Linked DNA regions of Homo sapiens: region 1 is linked to region 2. The links are chromatin loops, found by intact Hi-C in ENCODE. Cell type or tissue: mammary epithelial cell. All regions are shown on one strand. Each heading gives the region's core, and the rest is flanking DNA. Links, peaks and the distances in the headings are about the cores only.

Region 1 (5,384 bases), core at 65-5,064, 73 kb after region 2:
CTCCAGGCTCCCAGGCTGTTTTCTGAATTCCCAGAAGAAACTGTTTCCATGGCTCAAAATGACCCCTTCTTAGGCCTCTACCAATCAGAGTCTCATCCCTCAGTGCCCCCCATCTCATCTAGCTGCTAGAGAGAACGCATTCTTATTTAACTAATGCACACTAAGGTGTAAGTGAGGTCATACACGAACTAGCCAGGTGTGTTTACATTTCCAGAAGGGCCGTCCTAAGGAACAGAATTCTAAACAGTCAAATTTCCAGAGTTATTTCGGCATGTTGTGTGATGAGACAAGCCTTATTGGGCCAACTCAAATATACCACATGGGTAACCGCCTCAGCCACGTCTGATGCCGTTCCTTTCTCTTGGAATATTCTGGCCTCTCCTGCTTCTCTCTCCAAATCTTATTTTTCCTTCAAGGCTCAGCTCAAGTCTTACCCATGAAGCTTGCCCAGAGCACACCTGGCTTGAATTCCTGCCCTGCTCGGAAGTCATTGCTCCTCATTTGTTCCATCTGGGTTGGTTTGGTTTCCTCGAACAGATCCTGAGCTCTGTGAGAGCAGGAATCATGTTTTAAACTTCTTGCCACTCTTCCACAACTCCTGGCATGATGCTGGCCTCAGAGGATATGTACAAGAAATTTTTATAGTAACAGCCATAGCTTCTCCACATGTATCAGATTTGAGTCACAGCAGCCCTGTAAGGTAGGTGGTATTACCCCCATTTTACAGAGGAACTTGTGAAAAAAAAAAAAAGAAAAAAGAAACACTGCTCAAAAGAAAGAAGTTAAAGTCTTGTCTCCTTTCTATTTCTGGAGATTCTCAATATATCAGTCAATATGATATATACATATATATATATATATATATATATATATATATATATATATATATATTTTTTTTTTTTTTTTTTTTTTTTTTTTTTTTTTTGAGACGGAATCTTGCTCTGTCGCCCAGGCTGGAGTGCAGTGGCGCGATTTCGGCTCACTGCAATCTCCGCCTCCCGGATTCAAGCAAGTCTCCTCCCTCAGCCTCCTGAATAGCTGGGACTAAAGGTGTGTGCCACCATTGCCACCATGCCCAGCTAATTTTTTGTATTTTTAGTAGAGACGGGGTTTCACCATGTTAGCCAGGATGGTTTCGGATCTCCTGACCTCGTGATCCACCCGCCTCAGCCTCCCAAAGTGCTGGGATTACAGGTATGAGCCATCAATATGATATTTTTGAGTGTGACCTCTGTGCCCTGCACTATTGGAAATATAAAAAAGGTGTAGACCTGGAGCCCTGTCTTCAAGTCAGCCATGGAACAGTGACTTCCAAACCTGGTTGATCACCAAAAATACCTCAGGAGCTTGTTAACACAGAGACTTCCAGGTCATCCCCAGAGATTCTGACTCAGCAGGTCTGGGATATTGTCTTGGTATTTTCTCAAAGCCACCTGAGGGATTCTAATAATCAGCCATGTTTGAAAACCACTGCCCCAGTGATCCATATCTTCTCATATATGTGAACAAGTCAGGTGTTTCTGGAAGAGTGGGAGGCACAGTACTCTTGGGACTGGGAACACACAAACTTCATATTTTAATTATATGTTTATTTTAGTGTGTATTAGAAAGACCATAACCATTCCACAAAACTATGATTTCCCAGATATGATACTTTTCTTTCATTAAAAGTGTATTTAATTCTGACACATGCTACAACATGGATGAACCTTGAGGACATTATGCTAAGTGAAATATACCAGACACAAAATACTGAAGGATCTCACTCATATGAGATACCTAGAGTAGTCAAATTTATAGAGACAGTAGAGTGGTGGTTGTCAGGGGCTGCAGGGAGGGAGAAATGGGGAGTTAGTGTTTATGAAGACAGAGTTTCAGTTGGGGAAAATAAAAAGAGTTCTGGAGATAGATGGTGGTGATGGTTGCACAACATTGTGATGTACCAAATGCCACTGAATTGTACACTTAAAATGTTTAAAATGGTAAATTTTATGTTATGTATATTTTACCACAATAAAATGTACTTTAAAAAGCAAGATAGAGAAGTTTAAAGTTGGTAAAAGTAGAGACGGACTGCAGATATGGCAATCAGGAAAGTGCTGTGCAAGTGACTGGTGTTTGAGAAATGATTGTAGTTTGACTCCCTCATTTTACTTAGGAGGGCACCAAGGCTCAGAGAAGGGCAGGGACTTGCCCAACATCACACATTGAGTCAGTGGCAGGGCCAGTACTGATATCCAGGTCTCCCAACTCTGTCAGTATTTTCAAATTTATATCATCTGATTCATTGCTCAAATATCACGGTGTCGGCAACAGACACAGGAGACACCCGTGGGTGCTAGAGAAGTTGGGGAGGGCTTGATGGAGGAAGTAGGACTTGATGAAGGCCCTTAAAGATGGAAGGATTTGTAAGTCAGAGGAGATGAAAACGGGCATGAACACAAAACTCTATCAGCAAAAATGAATTTGGTTTCTGGTTTGTATGGAGATAGTGAAAATGGAACCCTAACTGGAGCAGTTATGTTTTGAAGTAATAGAAGCCTCTCGAACAATACATTAATTTGGACTTGATATAGTAAACAATAGGCAGCCCTTGTAGAATTTTGAGCACAGGCGTGACATGGTGAAAGCAGGCTTGTAGAAAGGTTAATCTAGCAGTGACCAACAGGATGCATATAATGAAACCAGACCAGTGAGTGGGCTCTTCTAGGAATCCAGCCATGGTATGACAGGGACCAGAACTGGGATGGTGGGAATAAGAATAAAGAGGCAAAGGTAAATCAGTGACTCATTCAAAGGCAAGTCAAAGGCAGAACAGCCAGAACTTAGTCATTCATGAAAGGACAGATTCAAGATTCTTAAGCCTGGACGATAGAGTCATAGTAGTGCCCTTAACTGAAATGAAAAACAAAGGAAGAAGAAATAATGTGGGGCAAAGGTGAAACATTTGGTTTTGGACATAAAGAGTTGGAGGTGGTAAAGAAACATCCAAGTAAAGGTAGTTTCCAAGCAGCTTGAAATATGAGATTGGCCCTTGGGTTACAGGAAAGAGGCCGTTAAACTCTCATTTTAAATATGGATACTTTACACAAGGATGGTGTTCTAGTGACATATTCATTTTTGTTTAGCATTAATTTGAAAGACATATTGTTTTCATAAAGAAATTGTGGTGTAAGACTTTGAACGCAAGAGAACAAGCATTTAAATGCCTTAAAAGCCAGAAAACATCAAGGAAAGGGTGGGGATTGGCCCAAGTGAGTAATTATAAATTTTCTCTTCTGGAAAGAAAAAAGAGAAAAACCATGGTGTAATTTCCAGTTGTCTTTTCTTGGAGCTTTAATGCATAGAAGGATTTAGTGTCCTTGTCACCCAATACAACCTTTCAAAGAACTGCTGGATGAGTATTTAGTAATGAACCTTTGGGAACACCTTGTATGGAATCCAGCTCTTCTGCAATTAATGCAGGATGGCAGCTGCCTGAATGATTCATATCAGGACATCATGTAATACCACATAATTTGACAAAGTGAGAACGGGAGAGTGGACAATATTTGCTCTGTTGTCTGTTACATACTTGCTCAGTGAATGAAAGGCTATACCTCCTTAAGCATAACTGACAAAACTCTTGGACTTGCTAACCCAAAAAATTCATCTCTGATTTCTATGAGTCAAACTACAATAAACTGTCTGAATTGGCGAAAACAGCAGGTTTCACAGAGGTTCTGGACATTTTTACAGAGAGAAGGACTGTGGGAGCCTTTTCTTTTAATTCTTTCTTGGAGTCTGAGCCGGTCATCAGGAAAACTTGTGAAGTTTCTCTTTTAGCCCTTCCACCATTCTTCCTGTCTTCTCTCTTCTCACAGCACTTTTGATAGTCTACAGGCTCTAAGTTCCCAGAGCTAGCACAGCTCCAGGTCCCCACTGTGAGGCGTCACTAAGACTCATAATAACGATTGTGTATTGAGAATTGACAATGTGTCAGACGTTGTGCTAGGTGCTATATATATATATATATATATATATATATATATATATATATATATATATATATGTTATCTCAGTCCTAAAACAAACTTATGAGGTAAGTACTATTATTCCCTTCATTGTACAGATTAGAAAAGTGACGTTTAAAGAGGTTAAGTAGATTCCACTAAGGCACAAACCCGAGTCTGGCACTCTTTCCACCACATCAACCTTCATCATAAAGTGATAGGAAAGACAGGGGTATAACCTAGCTAGCCAAAAGCACCCAGATCAACCCTAGCAACCAGCAGACTCTCACATCATTTTTTTGAGCAGTGAAGTTCCTAGAGGCCCTTACATCTGCCCCCTAAGGCAGACTCCACTGATGGCCTAAAGCAGGGGTGTCCAATCTTTTGGCTTCCCTGGGCCACATTGAAAGAGGAAAAATTGTCTTGAGCCACATATAAAATACACTAACGCTAATGATAGCTGATGAGCTTAAAAAAAATCACACACACAAAAACTCGTAAGGTTTTAAAAAAGTTTACAAATTGTGTTGGGCCCCATTCAAAGCCATCCTGGGCCACATGTGGCCCACGAACTGTGAGTTGGACAAGCTTGGCCTAAAGGAAACTAGAAAGATGTTTTCTACCCTTAACATGGGCAAGGGGAGAGTTTTGTTTTGGCAGGAAGTTTACAGTTACTCTTTAGATGCTTTTGAATTAAGAAATTGTAACACACATTTTTTTCTTGGGCATTTCCAATGATTTTGAATTTGCACTTTGATTCTATCTAGCCCTGCCATGACTGATCTGTGACAGAGCCATGATGCTAATATCCCTTTCATAATATCTTTCCACTAAAACATTGATCTTAAGAGTGGCACAGGATTTGAGGGGCAATGAGAAGCTTTATGATTTGCATTTACCCCTTGTTAGATTGCAAGTCTCTTGAAAGAGTAGACTATCATCTCTTCTTGCATTACCACCCAATTCTGTGTCGGGATTAATTCATCCCATTGGTTTCCAAGATGAAGGCTAAGAACCATGATTCTTTGTCATATTGGAAGAAGAAACAGGACAAGAGACAAGCAGAAATTGGGGCTCTAGAAGGGAGCAACCAAGAGAAGCCTGGGCTTCTTCCCAAATTTATCAAGCCTCGGCGCTGGCCCTGAACACATGGCAGTCTGTACAGGTGGCCAATGCAGAGACTTAAACTAAGACCCATTGCCTTCTGCTATGATTCACAAGAGGTTGAAGGAGGATCTTTAAAAAGTTACAATAACATAAGTGCTGTCCTGCCTTAACAAAGCTAATCACTGCTGACCTACCCTAAGCAGGACTGGGTTTCAAGGGGTTTTTCCATTGGTGGACAAGACTCAGACTGAGCACGTCACACTCTCTCACCTAGTATTGCCCGTA
Region 2 (5,384 bases), core at 264-5,263:
CCTTCTTTTCTTTCCCAACCCTTGCTCAATCATAATACAAACTCTCCCATTTTCTCCTTCTGTATCCTCAGCAGCTAGCATCCTATCTGAAATAGAATAGTCACTCAATAAAATTCTGTTGAACTAAGTAACCCCTCACTATCCTATCAGAAATAGAACAGTCACTTAATAAAATATTGTTGAACTAAGTAACCCCACACTATCCTATCTGAAATAGAACACTCAATAAAATTTTGTTGAACTAAGTAACCCCACGCTATCCTATCTGAAATAGAACAGTCACTCAATAAAATTTTGTTAAACTAAGTAACCCCACGTTATCCTATCTGAAATAGAATAGTCACTCAATAAAATTTTGTTGAACAAGGTAACCCCACGCTCTAACCTATAGAGGGAGTAAAAGAAAGTCACTCTCACCTATAGAGGGAGCTGAAAGAAAACCACAGGGAGTGCTAACCTATAGGAGAAGCTGAAAGAAAATCACTAGGGAATGAACCTATAGGAGAAGCTGAAAGTAAATCTCCGGGGAAGTGTTAACCACACACTCTCACCTCTAGGAGGAGGGTGAAGCTTCTTGTCTTCCAGACATTCCCGAGGAAAACTTACACGAGGAGTCTGTCAAGGAGTGCCACCCTTTGGTAATCTTTATTAATATATACCTAATATGTACCTTATGTTTGTGGCATGTGATACTGATGTTCCATTTATCATAGTGATAGGAAGCTTTTTATTACAGTAAACTTGGCAGGTCGTATAGTAAAGGAAAAGTGACTTAATTTAAATACGTCTTGAGTAAATGATAGTATGAACGATCCATAGCCAGATATGGCCCAAATCTTAAAATATACATAATTACTTCGATCCAGGAAAGTATTGGGTCACAGTGGTGTGTGGAACAGTCTGTATGAAGAAGTTAGAAGCTGTGGAATCTGTGTGGAATGCTCTTGCCGGGTTCTTTTTAGATTTCCTCTTTTTTGGGATTCTGCGCTTTTCCTTTCCCTTTTCTTTTCTCTTTCTTTCTTTCTTTCTTTCTTTCTTTCTTTCTTTTTTTTTTCGGAGTTTCTTTCTTGTTGCCCAGGCTGGAGTGCAGTGGCGCCGTCTCGGCTCAATGCAACCTCCGCCTCCCGGGTTCAAGCAATTCTCCTGCCTCAGCCTCCTGAGTAGGTGGGATTACAATCACCCGCCACCACGCCCGACTAATTTTTGTATTTTTAGTAGAGATGGGGTTTCACCGTGTTAGCCAGGCTGGTCTCGAACTTCTGACCTCAGGTGATCCGCCTGCCTCGGCCTCCCAAAGTGCTGGGATTATAGGCGTGAGCTATCGTGCCCAGCCTATTCTGCACTTTTCTTCTCCTGTGAGGTGTGGTAAGACAGGTCAGGAACCTCTCTCCTTTAGCTTCTGGGGGGAACATGAGGGGCTGAGGTAAAGTGGGGCTAAAGAGCACTTAAGGCCTGGTTTGCTTACCTATCTCTTCTGACTAAAAAAGTGATTAGAACTCCAGAGCTAATGTCAGCATGCAGCCCTCAGAGAAAGGAGCTTCTAGTCTGGATCACTGAGGCCTGCCTTCTTTGGGCAAGAGGAATTTTTAGTCTAGTTCCCCTCATGACTACTGAAGTAGTCTGGGGTGAAAGCCCTAGCTGGTGAAGTGTTTCTTTGAATCTTCCCTGTAAGCATCCATCTCCCTCGGAGACCTGTGGGATGCGGGGAGGAAGAGGGGAAGAGAGGCTGTGGCTGTTGTAGGTGAGGGGTTAATAATTCTAGGATTTGTAATCCTGACCATGTATATTTCTACCTCAGAGACAAAATTAACATCTCATAGCAGTGGTTTAATTTCTGTTATTGTTTTTCATCTTTATTCATTTTTATTTATTTTTGAATTATGGAGGAGAAAAGCTTGTTACAAAAAGTGGAAACCTCATAGAAGTATGCAAAGTAAAAAAATACTCCCCCTTCAGCGTTTTCATCTATAATGTAATAGTTTGATTTGTGTACCAAATTATCTTTTTCTTTTCTTTTCTTTTCTTTTTTTTTTTTTTTTTTTTTTTTTTTGAGATAGAGCCTCATTCTGTCACCCAGGCTGGAGTGCAGTGGCATGATCTCGGCTCACCGCAACCTCTGCTGCCCGGGTTCAAGTGATTCTCCTGCTTCCCGAGTAGCTGGGATTATAGGCGCCCGCCACTGCGCCTGGCTAATTTTTGTATTTTTAGTAGAGACGGGGTTTCACCATGTTGGCCAGGCTGCTCTTGAACTCCTGACCTCGTGATCCACCCGCCTCGGCCTCCCAAAGTCCAAAGTGCTGGGATTACAGGTGTGAGCCACCGTGCCCGGCCCTAGTTATCTTTTTCTATACATAGGCGAACATATTTGTAATAGATGCACATGCATATTTTAAAATTTTTATGGAAATGTAATGTATATACAAAAAGTATACAGGTTGATGAATTATCACAAACTGGATCTTCTGGGGGAATGTTCTCTGTGACCTGGGTGATGGTTACATGGGTTTATTCATTTGTGATAATTCCTGGAGAGTAAATGGCAGAAAGTGAGCCAGTAGGGAACAACTCAAGAGTTCTGGAATGTTCTCTATGGACCTGGGCGATGGTTACTTGGGTTGATTCAGTCTGTGATCATTCATAGAGTGAATGACTGGAAGTGGTCATTGGGGGGGGGGTGCCTCAACAGTTCTGGAATGTTCTATGTGACCTGACTGATGTTTGCTTAGGTTCCCTTTGTCAGCATTCAAAGAGTGAATGACTGGAAGTAGGTATTGTGGGGCACCTCAAGAGTTCTGGAATGTTCTCTGTGGACCTGGGTGATGGTTACTTGGGTTGATTGCGTTTGTGATCATTCATAGAGTGAATGACTGGAAGTGGGCATTAGAGGGCGCTTCAAAAGTTCTCGAATGCTCTGCACTGAGATAGGTGACTGTTTATGGGTTCATTTTTAGCAATTGTGTGAACATTCCATAATTTAACCCTCAAATGATGATCATTGAGGTTCTTTATAATTTTTTAGTATACACAAGTAAATGTTGTTATTTATTTAAATTTGTCCGCTTCTGTATGTATTTCTTCAGGAGAGATTCTTAGAAGTGATAAATTGCTGGGTCAGAGGACATGTGCATTTTATTATTTTCTTTTTGGAAAGGTAAGACAAGTTCAGTGTAAAAAAATCAAATAGCAAATAAAAAGGACATATAGGGAAAAGTCAGTTTTCCTCTTACCCTTGACCTCCAGTCCCATCAGATCCTTTCTCAGAAGCAACCAGTGTTACCAGCTTCTGGCAGGTTCTAACAGAGATACTGTGTACATTGCATATATATTTACATATCCTTATAAGGCATTGCTTAAAGCCATACCACCACCCCATCAAGATTGTACCAATTTATAATCTCGTCAATAGCGTTTAAGAGTTCCCTTCCCCCCGATCCCGAACCCTGGCCAGGGATGATTTGGGGGTTCTGAAAATATTTGAGTAAAAAGGAACAGGTTTTATTCATTCATCCATTGGCAATACATTAATGTGCTTCAGAATTCAAAAGGTGCAAAACGTCTGCCTCCCACTTTCATCCCCTAGCTGTCATAGCTCCTTTCCCCCAGAGCAATTGTGTTTTCAGTTTCTAATGCATTCTTACGGAGAAAGTTTGCATATGTAAACAAATCCATCTATATATTTTTTTTTTCCTGAAATTTTACACAAATGGCAGCATATTTGTATGAGCGATTACTACATGACCTCCCTCTCCTTTTCCCCTCAAAAACCTAAGTGACTTAAAACAATTATTCATTTTTTCTCATGAGCCTATGGGTAAGCTGGGAGTATCTGCTATTCAGGGCCAGGCTCAGATCATCTTGGCTGGTCAGTTGATGGGTCAGTTGGGGATTGGTTGGTCTAGAATGGCTTCAGCTGGGATTGTTCAGCTCTACTCCATGAGGTCTCTTACCCACAAGCAGTCTAGTCTGGGCTTGTTCCCATCGTAGTGTGAGGACTCCACAAGAACAGAAGCACAGAAGGCCTCTGGAGGCCTAGACTTGGCTCTGGCACAACGTAACTGTCTTATTCTGTCGACCAAAGCAAGCCACAGGCTAGCTAGCCCGGATTCAAGGAATGTGAGGAGCTGCAAAGTCACGTTGCAGGGTGTATGGGCTTAGGGAGGGGAAGAGCTGGGGCCATTTATTCTATCAAATACAATACTATAGGTATTGTTATGTACCTTAACCTTTTTTTTTTAACCTAACACTGTATCTTGGAAATGACTTCATATTAGTCCACAAAGAGCTTCTTTGTTTTTTATTCTATTTCATTTTGCCAGCCCCCTATTGAAGGAAACATATTGCTTCCAGTCTTTTGCTATTATCTAACAATGCTGCAATGAATAACATTGAACATATGTCAGATAAATTCCTAGGGGTGGAATTACTGGGTCAAAAGGTATATATATTTATTATGTTTGATAGTGACTTCCAAATTAAACTGAAAATTTTGTAATTTTTTTTCCACTCTAAAGAAATAGAAGTTCAGTTTTGTGCAGTGGCAGCATCATAGCCAGTGAGGTTTATCTGAGGAGTGATTATTGCTAATTGAAAACTTTTCCCAGTACCCCGCCATGATGGCTTGAAATATAGTTGGCGTTGGCATTTTTTGACAGTCTGTATGGAGACTAAACTAAAAATAGAAATGAAGAAAAAAGAAATGGAAGTTCATAATTTAAAATTTTTATTTTTTTGTACAAATTGATGGGGTATAAGTGAAATTTTGTTACATGTATATAATGCATTGTAATGAAGTCAGAGTATTTAGGGTGTCCATAACCCAAGTACAATATATTTTTGTTAAGTATAGTCAACCTAATGTGCTGTCAAACACTGAATTTATTCCTTCTGTCTTACTGTATATTTGTAAGTACCCCTTAACCCACTTTTTTTCATCCTCCTCCCTACCCCCGATTCACCCTTCCCAGTCTCTGTTATCTGTCTGTCCACTCTCTATCTACATATGATCAAGTTTTTTAGCTCCCACATATAAGTAAGAACATTCAATATTTGTCTTTTTGTGCCTAGCTTATTTCACTTAAGATATGACTTCTAGTTCCATTGATGTTGCTGAAAATGACATGATTTCATTCTTTTTTATAACTATATAGTATTCCATTGTGTATATGTACCACATTTTCTTTATCCATTCATCTGTTGATGGACATTTAGGTTGATTCTGTATCTTTGCTATTTTGAAGAGTGCTGCAGTAAACATAGGAGTGCAGGTATCCCTTTGATATATTGATTTCTTTTCCTTTGGGTAGATACATGGGATTGTTAGATCAAATGGCAATTCTATGTTTAGTTTTTTGAGAAATCTCCATACTGTTTTCCATAGTGGCTAT

Evidence for each region. Peaks named below come from ENCODE experiments on the same cell type or tissue, not always from the same donor. Only the 100,000 strongest peaks of a DNase experiment are listed, where the experiment ranks them.
Region 1: it touches region 2 in a loop (3-fold over the local background); 1 of 110 quality-filtered maps calls a loop at or near these places.

The regions. Positions count from the first base shown.
Region 1 is chrX:134,686,483-134,691,866 of GRCh38, reverse strand. It overlaps a transcript of PLAC1 not described here. Among named protein-coding and RNA genes, the nearest start is that of PLAC1, 31 kb to the right of the region's middle. In mammary epithelial cell, for the core only: no CTCF peak of the experiment used is centred there; DNase peaks (open chromatin) are centred at 2,806 and 3,536; H3K27ac peaks cover 1,456 bases.
Region 2 is chrX:134,759,488-134,764,871 of GRCh38, reverse strand. It overlaps a transcript of PLAC1 not described here and the pseudogene RNU4-44P. Among named protein-coding and RNA genes, the nearest start is that of PABIR2, 35 kb to the left of the region's middle. In mammary epithelial cell, for the core only: CTCF peaks have their summits at 428 (motif pointing right) and 2,866 (motif pointing right); a DNase peak (open chromatin) is centred at 3,981.